Linked DNA regions of Mus musculus: region 2 is linked to region 1. The links are chromatin contacts, found by POLR2A ChIA-PET in ENCODE. All regions are on one chromosome and are shown on one strand. Each heading gives the region's core, a stretch centred on a gene start or an enhancer-like site at or near the end of the contact. The rest is flanking DNA. Distances are from core to core; before and after follow the strand shown.

What was found. ChIA-PET counts read pairs that join two places held with the same protein, here RNA polymerase II (POLR2A).
Region 2: POLR2A ChIA-PET joins it to region 1 with 11 read pairs in Patski. The contact joins the promoter of Atg16l1 here to the enhancer-like site in region 1. POLR2A ChIA-PET finds 5 or more read pairs at or near these places in 4 of 5 experiments (Patski and embryonic stem cell).

The regions. Positions count from the first base shown.
Region 1 is chr1:87,791,046-87,795,139 of GRCm38, forward strand. Atg16l1 (autophagy related 16-like 1 (S. cerevisiae)) reads left to right here. Exons shown (of 18, transcript NM_029846.4): 18 at 171-1,383. The coding sequence ends at 264. Among named protein-coding and RNA genes, the nearest start is that of Sag, 11 kb to the right of the region's middle. Within about 2 kb of position 2,015, at least 1 of the 3 ENCODE cell types and tissues checked has a DNase peak (open chromatin) inside an H3K27ac peak, as active enhancers do.
Region 2 is chr1:87,753,461-87,757,295 of GRCm38, forward strand. It overlaps Atg16l1 (autophagy related 16-like 1 (S. cerevisiae)), which reads left to right and starts at 2,551. Exons shown (of 18, transcript NM_029846.4): 1 at 2,551-2,854. The coding sequence starts at 2,740. It overlaps Gm33517 (predicted gene, 33517), which reads right to left and starts at 2,286. Exons shown (of 4, transcript NR_157047.1): 1 at 1,865-2,286.

The DNA.
Region 1 (4,094 bases), core at 765-3,264:
ATAAGGCCTGGTTGCTAATGGAGATGTCACCTGTCTAGTTCAGTGCTGTTACTGGGACACAGTGCAGCTTTCATAGCATACGCCCCTGCTGTGGGAGGGTGTGCCTGTATTTTGCACGTGCATGGGTCTGGTGTCTTGCTGACTGAAGTCTCTTCTAATTGGTCCTTAAGCTCTTCTATCAATGCGGTGGCGTGGGCCCCCTCGGGCTTACATGTTGTCAGTGTGGACAAAGGAAGCAGAGCTGTGCTGTGGGCACAGCCTTGATGCTGCACCCTTAGGAGCACCGTGGGACCCCACGGCCCATCTTGGAGAATGATGTGTCCTCCCAGAAAAGAGCTGAAGCCATGTGGTGCCGTAGCTTTCTTGAGAACTTTGACTTAAGGTCTCTAATGGCTGAGAAGAACCAACACTGAACCAAACTGACTCTGCAAGTCCCTAGCAGAGGTTCAGATTTTTGTCTGCATTTGGGTGGGAAACACTACTAACTCTGACCTTCCATACCTCATGGGGAGTACAGGGTCCCTGCTGGGTCTCCCCACTGGACACAGTGCCAAGGACAACCCCACACACCGGGTATTGGGTCCCCTGTGCTCTTCCCATCTTTCCAAAGTCTGTTGTAGCCTGATGCTCGCCCCCTTTCTGTGGAGTCACTTACCCAGGGGGCTCACTGTAGGCACTGGGTCAGTGGAAACCAAATCCGGGCCTGTCCTCCTGTGACAAAGGATGGGTGGAGCTGTTTTCAGGGCTGGTGGTATGTCTGGTCTCACTGCTGAAACCTGCATCTTCAGCTGGCCCTCAGAACCCTGAACTCCCTTCCTGCCAACACTTGCACATAGCTTTGTGTGTGTGTGAGGAAAGGACTGTGCCAACCTTTCCCTGTCTGGTAGAATTTGCAGCAGAGGTGAGAAACACATCTTTACCCTGCATCACTGCACGTGCACAGCAGGTGGCCGAGCACTCACCTGGAGCAGAGAGTGGTGAGGCCAGCCACTGCCTGTGCGTGCAGTGCAGTGTTGGTAAGAGAAGCCTACCTAGGAGCTGGTGATGATGAAGGCTGGGCTGGGAAAGCATTCTCTGTCCTGCTCGCCCGTGCACATGGTCTGAGCGCCACGTTTGTCTGTCACACTTACTTTGCACTTTATTTTTTGCTTCCACACTGTTCTCTGGACAGCAGGGACAACATGAGTGCTGGAGCTCGGGAAGAGGGACAGCAGTTCTGCCTGCCCTGCCCGAAACCCACCTGTTGCTTTGCTCCCAGAGAGTTTGTGGCGTTGGAAGTTGAGATTCGCTGGCCAGGGCACATCTTTTATTTATTTAATTATGTGTCCCAACAGAACTTGATTGTAAATAAAGAAGAAATTCTGTTATATACTTTTCAAACTCCTTGCGTCTTGATTGTCTTTTCTGTCACATCCTTAAGTAAGGGGGAAAGGAACTGGTTTTTCTGATACTTATTCCTTTTTTTGGAGATAAGATCTTGCTTTGTGTGAAGCTTGGACCAGCTTACCCTCAACCCTGTTGCTGCCCAATGGATGGTATAACAAGGCTACACAACCTTGCCCTGGGAAGGTTGCCCAACCTTTGGCTGGGAAACAAGATTGCCATGATTCAAGGCATACAGAACACCCCATCGTGTCTGTTTCCCTAACTGGGGTTTTGTGAATCTCAGTGCTGAAGCATGGCGTTTACACTCTGCCTGTGTGGGAGGCACTAAGGTGAGAAGCAATGACATGCTACATTGTACTTAGCCTTGTTTTTATGGAAACCACATTTTAGCTTCTGTAAGATAACCCAAGTAGTAATACTTGGGTTTTAGTTCTCAAAGTAGGCTGTCTGAATTATATTTTATTTTAAAAATGGGAAGTTGTTTCAAGCTGAGCTCTGGCCAGCTTCATGACTCAGATGGGCATGTTTATGCTAACCCTGTCCCTTGACACTCTGCCACTCCAGGTCCATATGGGGGGCATGCAAAGTGAGTCATCCATGACGTTATCTGTATCCTATTTCAGTGAGTGTCAAACAGTACCTCAATTTTCATTCATTAACATAAATCTCAGACGAAATGAAGGATCCCTAAACTTGAATGGGTTGCTGTGGAAGTGCCTGAGTGTGTGCCAGCGAGAGATCACACCGATCCATTCTTGGCTCCCTCCCCTGAGCAGACCACTGGCTGCTGTGATCTCAGTTCCCGCTTTCATCGCATTCTTTGCTGGTGTCTGTCTCTACCTCTGAGTCTGTCTCTACCTCTGAGCTGCTCCTGAGCTGTTCATTAGGGGTGCTTTCCCAGTTTACTTGGCACACCCATGCCCTGCAGCACCTCCACTGGCATCCTTGGCTGTTTAATGATCCGTTTGCTTAGATCAGGATCTGTTTAGCTTTTGCTACATACGAAACTACCTTAAAATACAGCGGCTCAGTGCAGCCACTATGGGAATCAGTGTAGAACCTTCTCATAAATCTTAAGATCAGAACTATCATGTGACCCAGCCAGAGGACTCCTAGGGACTCCCGGGACTGCAGAGGCACTTGCACATTCATGTTTATCACCATTCTTAACAATAGCGAAGATGTGAATCAGCCTAGATCTCCATCAAGACAGGAACGGATGATGAAAACATACACACACAGAGACACACAGACATACACGGAATTTTTTTTGAACCATAAACATGAAATTTGCGGGGGATTTGGATGGAGTTAGAAGGCGAGGTAACCCAGGATAGAAAGCAGATCTGAGCTTCTAATTGTTATGTGTATGTCAGTGGAAGTAAGTGTGGGTGAAAAGTCCAGAAACTAGAACGGCCTTAGGTGTTTAAAGGAATGGGTGGGAAGATGACGGAACACATGAGGGCTAAAGTAGGTCAGCTCCTAGGGATGGAAGGGGAAGGGAGGGAACACCCAAAATAAAATGCTTAAGATGAAGGAAGAAACCTGTAAGCTGACTTTAAAAACATGGTAAAACAACATTCCCTGACTACTGTCTGTAGGACATCTGTGTTACACTACACGTGTGGAGGTCAGAGGAAAACTTGCAGGAATTGGTTCTGCCACATGGGTCCTGGGATAAGAGTTGGGTCATCAGGCCTGATAGGAAACAGCTTACCCACTAAGCCATCTTGTTTACCTAAGATCTTAAAACACTGTTACTGAATCATATGGGGATAAATGGTTAGAGGGCGGGGGCTCAGCGGTTAAGAGCACTGACTGTTCTTTCAAAGGTCCTAAGTTCAAATCCCAGCCACCACATGGTGGCTCACAACCATCTGTAATGTGATCTGTTGCCCTCTTCTGGTGTGTCTGAAGACAGCTACAGTGTACTTACATATAATAAATAAATCTTTTAAAAGAAAAATGGTTGGAGTGGGTCCTCCAAATCCTCACTTGGTCTGTTGATATGAGGCCAACTAGGGCATTAGGGATGGGATAGCAAGAAAGCATCAGTGTGAGTGTTTGTCACCATTTGAGGTGCCTGCTAACATCATGTTGACTGTAGCAGGTGAAGTGGGCAGGGTTGGTGCTCTGAATCCACCCCTGGAGACATGAGTTCGGGGAGAAGAAAAGCATGCTGCCATCTTGGAGTCAGCCCAGTAAGACCTGCTCTCCCATCACTTCTGGAGCAGTATAACTTGCTGATGTTTCAGTGACCCATAGGATTTGATTGGTTTTCCTTCGAAAACTCAAGAATCTATCTCAAGAACAGACACCAGCCTTGCACATTACAGTGTGCTGGGCTTCCGCAGGTTTGCTCTTACCCCAGGACACAGCTAGGCAGGGAAAGCGGGTGAATTGGTATCTGGGCTTCCTTTTTACTTCAGAGATAACTAGACAAACAGGGCAGGAGGGATGCTTGTGGTTCTCACATGCTGGGGTTTTAGGTGGGGAGCCAGAGGCCTGCTAGTTGCAGAATACCAAATGGTTCTGAGAGACAGACCAAGTCAGGAGCCACGCTTAGGGCCTAGTACTCTACTACGTACATGGCACGTAGCAGAGACTTACTGAAGGTTTGGTTTTGAGACTGTGTGTTAGTTATTCCAGAGCTGCCTCAAACTTGCTGAGCATAAGCTTGAACTTCTGATCCTCCTGCCTCTTCAGCC
Region 2 (3,835 bases), core at 1,301-3,800, 37 kb before region 1:
TTTGCTGACCAAATCATAATAACCCACCATGGGGGGGCAAGAAAAGTGAGGGACTAGGCCAAAGGGTTATTTAGTCACTACACAAACCAACCAATGCCTGAAAGAGTTACTTGCTACACCAATGAGAACCCTGTCGCTCAAATCTGCCCCTTACAAAGGTATAAAAAAGTGTGTTCTTTCTTTGTTCTGGGTCTCTCCTCTGGCCTGCGTGCTGAGAGGGAAGTCCCCAACATGTTGGATCAATAAAAATCCTCATGCGTTTTGCAGTGATGGCGGCGGTCTCTGTGGTCCTTGTAAGAGTCTTTTGATAAACTACAACAACAATAATAATGATAATAATAGGGATAATAATATATACAAAGAGCTCAAGAAGCTGGACTCCAGAAATTCAAATAACCCCATTAAAAATGGGGTACAGAGTTAAAGAATTCTCACCTGAGGAATACCGAATGGCTGAGAAGCACCTGAAAAAAAGTTCAACATCCTTAATCATCAGGGAAATGCAAATCAAAACATCCCTGAGATTCCACCTCACACCAGTCAGAATGGCTAAGATCAAAAATTCAGGTGACAGCAGATGCTGGGGAGGATGTGAAGAAAGAGGAACATTCCTCCATTGCTGGTGGGATTGCAAGCTTGTACAACCACTCTGGAAGTCAGTCTGGCGGTTCCTCAGAAAATTGGACATAATACTACCAGAAGATCCAGCAATACCTCTCCTGGGCATATACCCAGAAGATGTTCCAACTGGTAATAAGAACACATGCTCCACTATGTTCATAGCAGCCTTATTTATAATAGCCAGAAGCTGGAAAGAACCCAGATGTCCCTCAACAGAGGAATGTATACAGAAAATGTGATAATTTACACAATGGAGTACTACTCAGCTATTAAAAACAATGAATTTATGAAATTCTTGGATAAATGGATGTATCTGGAGGATATCATCCTGAGTGAAGTAACCCAATCACTATAGAACACACATGATATGCACTCACTGATAAGGGGATATTAGCCCAGAAACTTAGAATACCCAAGATACAATTTGCAAAACACAAGAAAATCAAGAAGAGGGAAGACCAACAGGTGGATACTTCATTCCTCCTTAAAATAGGGAACAAAATATCCATGAAAGGAGTTACAGAGACAAAGTTTGGAGCTAAAAGGATGGACTATCCAGAGACTACCCCACCTGGGGATCCATCCCATAATCAGCCACCAAACTCAGACACTATTGCACACACTAGCAAGATTTTGCTGAAGGGACCTTGGTATAACTGTCTTCCTGGCAAATACAGAAGTGGATGCTCACAGTCATCTATAAGATGGATCACAGGGCCCCCAGTGGAGAAGCTAGAGAGAGCATACAAGGAGCTGAAGGGGTTTGCAACCCTATAGGTGGAACAACAATATGAACTAACCAGTACCCCCAGAGTTTGTATCTCTAGCTGCATATGTAGCAGAAGATGGCCTAGTCGGCCATCACTGGGAAGAGAGGCCCCTTGGTATTGCAAACTTTATTTGCCCCAATTCAGGGGAATGCCAGGGCCAAGAAGTGGGAGTGGGTGGGTATGGGAGCAGGGCGGGGGGAGGGTATAGGGAACTTTCCGGATAGCATTTGAAATGTATATAAAGAAAAATTGTGAATCTCAAAAAAAAAAAAAAAGTGATAATAATACTACCCAAGGCTCCACGGCGAGTGTGTGTGTGTGAGTATGTGTGTGTATGAGTTTACAGTCTGCATTCCTCCAGCCTCAACCTGTGGGCTTTTCTGGAAAACCAGAAGTACCCTAAAAGGTTGAACCAATCTTCCTTGTTTTGAGAGAGAAATGGGTGGCCTTACTCCATGAATTATGCTACTCACCTCCTTTTCATTAAGAAAAAAAAATAAATCCCCAACAAAGATATCTTTTAAAAAAAAATCCACTCCTCTCTTTGGCGTGTTTACTTTGCTAAATTTCTCTTTAAACTGTGTCTCTCAATTGATTCATATCCTTTGAGAGCGTAGTAACCAAAAGACCAAAAAGATGGTTTGAGTCTAGGTGTTTGAGATCAGCCTTGAAGGCACACACAGGCATGAGCTAAAATTCAGTTTGCGTAGGTCTTGGAGGGACGCAGTTGTCTATGTGAAGACAGTTTTGCCATGCAGCAGAGAGAAATTACATTTCACGGCTTTTCACCTTCCGGTTAAATACCATTACTACCCCCATTTTACAGGTTAGGCACCTAATACTTAGGGAGGTTGTCACTCAACGACAATCATTCACTATACACAGGGGAGCTCCCACTTCTGAGCTGAAATTAAAAAAAAAAAAAAAAAAAAAAAAAAAAAGATGCACACACAATGTAAAAGGAGGAAGGAAACAGACACCCCCGGACAAAACCACCCCATTTCCTGTCTTCTTCCGCGAAGCCAGGGTGCCTCCCAGCGGCTGCCTCTCATCACCGACGCTTCCGGCTTCAAGGTTGCGTCATTTGAGAGCGTCCCGCGAAGTCTCGGCCGGGAGCTTGCGCGCGGCCTAGGACGTCGGGCTACGAGGCGGGCCTTCCGGCCTTCTCCAGAATAATTTCCGGCAGAGACCGGAAAATCTTCCCGGATCGCCTCCGGGTGCCCTGTGTGGGAAGGTGAGGTTCCGGCGGCCGGCTTCTGTTCGCTGGCGGCTGGCAGCACGCTGCAGCCTGCAGCCCCCCAGTGTCGGCACGGATCGGCCGCCCTGAGGCGCCGGGGCAGCGTTCGGCATGTCGTCGGGCCTGCGCGCCGCAGACTTTCCCCGCTGGAAGCGTCACATCGCGGAGGAACTGAGGCGCCGGGACCGACTGCAGAGGCAGGCGTTCGAGGAGATCATTCTGCAGTGTGAGCGGCACGCGCGGGCCCGGGGCGGGGAGTGGAACGCGCCGTGGCAGCGAGAACCCCGGCTCCGCCCGCGCGCATGGCGGCCTCGTCGGGGACCTGGCGTCCCGCACGTCTCGAGCCCTTTCGTTGCTTACCTTCCTTCTTTGGCTTAAACCTTAGGCGCGATCATGGAGGGTTCCCCTTTTCCAGGTTCTTTCCACAGACATCGTTTGCAGTTGTAAATCTCGATAACCCAGGCGGCGCCGATGCACTTAGGTAGTCAGGCTCCAAAAACGTCGTGTTTAAGGAATCGAGTTCAAGACAGAGATTGACTTTACGCATTAACTCGAGAGATGGACGTTCTCTTCGGAATGCTGTGGAACTAGTGGTTTTTGACTTCTCAGGCCTCTCCATATTGTTGGTACACATTTGAGTTTTAGGATTTGTCCACTGGGTCATTTGCTATTATTGAAAGCCTTAAGTGAGAAAAAAAGAGTGGTCTCTTCGCCGCTCTTTGCGAATTTTAAGGATCGAAAGTATCTTGTATTCTTAAGGCGGGTTCTCAACGATCATTTTCGTGCCTCGTGTTCCCAATTTAGCCAATCTGTTTCACATTTGAACGAATGCGTTGACACTCCTCGATCCTGAGGTTCCATCTGCTTCCTGAGATAGCCTGGGCATAGTCTTCCTAAGTTTTTGCGGGTAGTGGGATTTGAAATCGTAGTACTGCTATTTGCATTCTGATGGGGATAAATCAGTAGTTATTTACACGTTAGAATCATCTGGGGATGTACTTGACAATCAAAAACACTCCAGACTAATTAAGTCAGTATAAATGACAGAAGATAAAATAGTCCCATACTTTTTTTATGCTTCCTGAGTGGTTCGATTTGCACACACGTTTGAGCATTTTAAGTAATTGGCATGTATTGTTTCATGTTAAATTTTTATGAAGCACCAAGGCCAACGATGATGAAGTTGCAGTATGGGTTAATGTTGGGG